2 separate regions of the Homo sapiens genome follow, and region 2 is linked to region 1. A link is a loop called in an ENCODE intact Hi-C map of the cell type or tissue named here. Cell type or tissue: CD4-positive, alpha-beta T cell. All regions are shown on one strand. Links, peaks and the distances in the headings refer to the core of each region. The heading gives the core; the rest is flanking DNA. Region 1 has its middle 5.6 kb from the start of TRN-GTT2-4. Region 2 overlaps ALOX5AP (arachidonate 5-lipoxygenase activating protein).

Region 1 (2,917 bases), core at 176-2,675:
CTGGGAAGTAGCAGGGGTGGGGGTGGAGGGGAGGGGATGGGCAGAAGTTGGTCAAAAGGTACAAAGTTTCAGGTAGACAGGTGTAAGTTCTGGGGATCTATTGTACAGCGTGGTGACTGTAGTTAATACTGTATTGTGTACTTAAAAATTGCTCACCAAAAATGTTCTCACCAAAAAAATGATGTTTGGATATGTTAAACAGTTTGATTTAATCATTTTGACGTGTGTGTGTGTGTGTGTGTGTGTGTGTGTGTGTATACATCAAAACATCACATTATATACCATATACAATTAATATATACAATTTTTGTCAAAGAAAAAATGCACATGACCAATATGATAAAAGTTTAGTCTCACTAGTAATAAAAATCAAAATTAAATGAAATAAAAATTTCTTTCCCCAAATCGCAAAAGAGAAAGAAAGGTAATACTAAAACACAGTCACGGTGTAGTGAGAGGGCTGCTCTCACACAGGACTGATGAGAATAAAATTGGAGAGCAGTGTGGTAATATACATATTAAACAATGTATATACCCTCTCATTTTAGAAATTCTATATTAGAAATCCATCCTAAGAAAATAACCAGGGATGTGATCAAAATTTTGAATGCAGCAGCACAGTATTATTTATAATAGTTATAAATAAGAAACAACCTGAATGTCCAGCAACAGGCAAAAATGATAAATAAATTGTGGCATATTTAAGCTGGTGGCTCATGCCTGTAATCCCAGCACTTTGGGAGGCTGAGGCAGGAGGATCTCTTGAGGCCAGGAGTTTGAAACCTGTCTGGGCAACATAACGAGACCCAGTCTCTACAACATATTTTTTAAAATTAGGTGGGGCATGGTAACTCATGCCTGTAATCCCAGCACTTTGGGAGGCTGAGGTGAGCAGATCACCTGAGGTGAGGAGTTTGAAACTAGCCTGGCCAACATGGTGTAACACCATCTCTACAAAAAATACAAAAATTAGCCAGGGTGGGGTGCGTTCCTGTAGTCCCAGCTACTCGGCAGACTGAGGTAGGAGAATCACTTGAACCCGGGATTCGGAGGTTGCATTGAGCTGATATCATGCCACTGCACTCCAGCCTGGGTGAGACCCTGTCTCAAAAAAAAAAAAAAAAGAAAAAGAAAAAATTAGCTGGGCGTGGTGCTGTACGCCTGTAGTCCCAGCTATTCCGGAAGCTGAAGCGGGGGGATTGCTTGAGCCCAGGAATTTAAGGCTGCAGTGAGCTATGATTGTGCCACTCCGCTCCAGCCTGAGTGAGAAAGCAAGACTCTGTCTCTTAAAAAAAAAAAAGTGATATATTTTTAAAATAGAGTATATTACTTATATAGACATCAAAAACAATATTTTCAAGGGATATTTAAAAACATAGGATCATGACAAAATGTAAAGTTCAAAGGTAAGATGGAGAATGGAGAACTGTGGGGAACTGTATAATCTGACAATTCGTAGTTGCATACATCTTTCTGTGTGCTGGTGCTGTTAGAACACTTTGTACGCATCACCTCATTTAAGTTCAGCATCCCTAGGTGGCAGATACTATTATTATATTCCAGTTTTGTTTCACGTTGTATATGCGGTGTGAGCCCCAATATGGGATGTGTGTGTGCACATGTGCAGTATTTGGAAAGTTCTATGAAATATTATTAGTGGTTATCTCTGGGAGGTGATTTTTATTCCTTTTCCAGTATGTTCTCAAGCATTTGCTGCAAGCAGTCTTTTGCGGGGCCAGGGTTGAGAGGCAGCAGCAGTTTCCCTAAATTACAGATAGAGGGAGGTAGGTGGTTATGCTTGGCCAGATCTCTGTCTAGGGGTAGAGGAGTGCCTGTGTGTGGGTAGGGACACCGGCGGGGGGCTTTGCCAAACACAGTGGAACTGTCACGCTGGTCTCTCTTCTCAACTCTTTCACTCACCTGAGAAAAGGGTGTCTATGGACCATGCACACTTCTGTGGGGAATTTTACAAGATGTGAATCATCAGTGATGAAGATGCTTTCATTTAAAAAGAATTGGAGTACCTGAGATTAGAGATAACTTCTACCCTTTTAAAATATTTTTAAAAATTTCTTTGCACTGATTTTTTTTCTTCGTTTTTATGAGTTGTTTTCATTTGGGTGGGATAACTCAATCTACAGGAGAATATTAAGACTTTTTAAATTTTAAAAAATATACTTTCAAATACTTAATACATTTTGTGTTAAATGACAGCCAGCAGATATTGACTGAATTGGGCTAGATGCTTCAGGGATCTCCCTTCCATTTAAGACTCTCCGAGAGGCCATTCCTGACTGCAGGTCACTGTATTATTTTTAATTTTAAAATTTTTACTTACTTATTTTATTTAATTTTATTTTTTGAGACAGAGTCTCACTCTGTCGCCCAGGTTGGAGTGCAGTGGCACAATCTCAGCTCACTGCAACCTCCACCTCCCGGGCTCAAGCGATTCTCCTGCCTCAGCCTCCTGACTAGCTGGGGTTACAGGTGCAGGCCACCACACCCCGTTAATTTTTGTATATTTAGTGGAGTCAGGGATTCGCCATGTTGGCCAGGCTAGTCTCAAACTCCTGACCTCAAGCGATCCTTCCACCTCAGCCTCCCAAAATGCTGGGATTACAGGCCTGAGCCACCCCACTCGGCCTACTTTATTAATCCACTTGCAGAAACAGGATATACACAAAAACGTTTCAAGGCTGTAAGTGCCACTGCATGGCACCAATGGTAAACGTTTTACAAATTTGAGTCAGGAACAATCATTAGTGTCACTAGCAACAAAAATCAAAATTAAATGAAATAAAAAATTTCTTTCCCCAAATGGCAAAGGAGAAAGAAAGGTAATACTAACACGCAGTCAGGGTGTAGTGAGAGGGCCGCTCTCACACAGGACTGGTAAGTACAGAGCCATGGAGTAAGC
Region 2 (2,917 bases), core at 173-2,672, 65 kb after region 1:
TTCACCGCCCCCCCCCCACCCCCCATCATCCAATCTATAGTCAAACCCTCCAGACTGTGTCTCCTTGGCATCTCTGACACCCCCACCGCCACCACCCCAGTCAATTCCTATCTTATCCCCCTATCCTGGATCTGATTCTGCTAAGTTCCTGCCACACTAAAGACAGGGTGGCTTTCTGATGACAACATTCCTCTGCTTAAACCTGTCAGTAATTCCTTGTTGCTCTCAGACGGAACTAAGTTCTGAATTTCTTCACACGGCTCTCAGCAAGGTCACAGTCACCCTGCTAGGCCCCAGGGGCAAATCTCAATGGTCATCTTCTTGAAGACCTGGCTCAGTTATTTCTTTCTCATTGAGGCTCACGACCCCACCTTCTTGCATGCCTCAAACGGCCCCTTACCATGCTCTTCTTTCGCCCATAGCTCAGCACACCATATCATTTTAATTTATGTATTTTGCTTAATGTGGATGATCTGTCTCCTCCTCTGCTGTCCTCACCAGAGCATCAGTTCCTCAAACCAAGGCTCTTTGTTTTGTTCTTGGATGCAAGCTAAATGTCTGGCATGTGGCAAATGGTCATAGATACATGTCATTGAAAGAATGATTCATCACCTCCCTCTTTGGCCTTGTCTGTGGTTCTACCAAATCCCATTCCCTCCCCAGTGCCCTCCATTCCCCCTCCTTGGCTGAACATTCTGAACCACAGACAGTTCTTTACCCTGAACCTTTGCATATTTTGTTCTCTTAGCTTAGAGCGGCCCCTCTCCCTCCGTCTGCTTGGCTAATTTCTACTTGTTCTTCAGATTTTATCTTAGATGTCATTCCCTCAAGGAATCCTTCTGTGACTCAACATGGAATTAAGTTGCCTCCTTTGACCCTGAAAGCACCATGTACTCAATCTCATCTTGGCATGACTCACTTTGCTGTGTGGAATGTCTGCTTTCCTTGTTTGTCTATTCCTTTAGACTGTAAGATCCTAGAAAGTGGGGGCCGTGCCTTGCTCATGACTGTGTTTCTAACACCAAACACAGTGTTCAGTAGAGAGCAGCTGCTGAGTACGTTTCTGCTAAATGACAGTTGATGGAGGACATTTAGGGTTGCTTGGAGGTCAAGTCAAGGAGGCATTTAACATTCTAGTAAAACAAGGAAGTAACAGGCTCCTGAACATGCCCACAATGAACCAGATGCAAACCTTTTCCCTTGGCAGGATTCTTTGCCCATAAAGTGGAGCACGAAAGCAGGACCCAGAATGGGAGGAGCTTCCAGAGGACCGGAACACTTGCCTTTGAGCGGGTCTACACTGCCAAGTGAGTCCTAACCCTGATGTTGCTAATAAGTGGGGGCATGGGCAGGGGGGCCTCCTTCTAGGAGTGATGACCACCCTTAATACCACATGTCTGTCTGAGCCAAGTTTCTGAGCGCCAGGGAGGTGAGGAAGGTTGGACTTCACCAGAGAGGCTTTGTGGACACCCTTTATCATCTTAGTGAGTGCTAGTGTCAAAACAAAGGGAGTGGGGATATGGGGCACATTGGTGGAGGGAGGTGTGATCTCTGCAGCTTCAGAAAGATCTGAAAGAGTCATTTGGTTAGAGAAGTTGACCTATTTCCTGTGGGGTTAGACCAGGGTTGCTACTGTGAACACCAGCCATGACTCACCAGTCACCTTCAGAAGCCACAGGCAGGACATGCTGACGACAGCCTTCAACTCACCCACCCCTTGCTCCCCTGCGGGTGGAAGTCTGGAGGTGACACCACTGCATTTTCTAACACGGGGGCTCCTTGAGCAACTAGAACAAGAACAGAAAGAATGGGGACATTAGCAGGTGCTTTCCCCCTCTCTCATTCTTTTCTTTGAATAAAAAGGTTGTTTGAAAACACCTGAGCGGCTCCTAAAGATGGGTGCAATCTATTCGGGATGCAAATCCGAATGAATGTTATTCAAATGCTCCTCTCTTCTTTATGCAGAGTGTATTTCAAGGCTCAGCCAGTGGCAGGCATGCTGGGGACTATGGACTACGGACTAGGGGCCTGTCACAGAGGAAGGCCTCATGCTAGAGAGCTAAGGGAGGAGCTGGCCTTCAGTTCCATCCCAGGAGCAACTTTGATGTTCCCAGAGATCCTTCCAAAGGGGGAGTCATGGTCACCCAAGAAAAATGTATTCAGAATGCCAAGAATGGTGCAAACTCAGGACAAAGATTCACACTGCAGGGTTGGAGTCCCTGGGCTTGCTGCTGGCACCATGGGAGGGAGGGTCCCCTTCAGGGGTACCGTTGGTTTCCTGTGAATTAAACTGGCTTCAAGGGATCTCGACTGAACAGGCCTATATCACACTCACTGATATACTCTCTCTTCAGTCCTTCTCCTCATCTAGGTATTTTTAATTGTTTCAGTGAGGTGTAGGCATGAGGGGATTGGAGGGGGCATCTCCTCCATTGCAGTTTTTCATTGGCTGCTTTGCTCCCTCAGCTCCGAAATCGCTGGGCCACTCTCGAACGCATTAGTACGGTAGTCACAGGTTGATTGCCTGGCCCCTTGCCCTCTGTGGGCATTTTCCCTTTCAGACAGCCCCTGAGTACTCACAGTGCTGCTACAGTGGGCCACCTAGATCTCCCTCTTTCTCCATGCTCCCACGTGCTCTGGGCTCCACTCCCTTCTCCCAAGCACTTCTGTCCAGGGCTATTCCAGCAGTCTGACCTCAAGGAAATCCTTTGCTAAACTGATTATAGAGAGGTTTCTATTTTAACATTTAGGTCTTCCATGTATTAATTCTCAGAATCAATTTAAGATGTTTAAAGGTGTGATTTAAGACATTTTAAAACCATTTGGAGGAGAGTACAGAAATTATGTCACTTGCTGTCAGCCTCTTTGCACCATCTGCAGAGAAAGATACTAGAGTCCCGCCTTGGACACATCCACA

The links. Peaks named below come from ENCODE experiments on the same cell type or tissue, not always from the same donor. Only the 100,000 strongest peaks of a DNase experiment are listed, where the experiment ranks them.
Region 2: it touches region 1 in a loop (6-fold over the local background); 23 of 110 quality-filtered maps call a loop at or near these places.

The regions. Positions count from the first base shown.
Region 1 is chr13:30,678,171-30,681,087 of GRCh38, forward strand. No RefSeq gene overlaps it. Among named protein-coding and RNA genes, the nearest start is that of TRN-GTT2-4, 5.6 kb to the left of the region's middle. In CD4-positive, alpha-beta T cell, for the core only: a CTCF peak has its summit at 1,723; a DNase peak (open chromatin) is centred at 1,791.
Region 2 is chr13:30,742,853-30,745,769 of GRCh38, forward strand. It overlaps ALOX5AP (arachidonate 5-lipoxygenase activating protein), which reads left to right. Exons shown (of 5, transcript NM_001629.4): 2 at 1,208-1,307. It overlaps LOC124903146 (a long non-coding RNA gene), which reads right to left. Exons shown (of 3, transcript XR_007063743.1): 2 at 1,657-1,787. Among named protein-coding and RNA genes, the nearest start is that of ALOX5AP, 8.8 kb to the left of the region's middle. RefSeq lists an enhancer at 823-2,022 and a silencer at 1,527-1,596. In CD4-positive, alpha-beta T cell, for the core only: no CTCF peak of the experiment used is centred there; DNase peaks (open chromatin) are centred at 259, 569, 989 and 1,669; H3K27ac peaks cover 450 bases.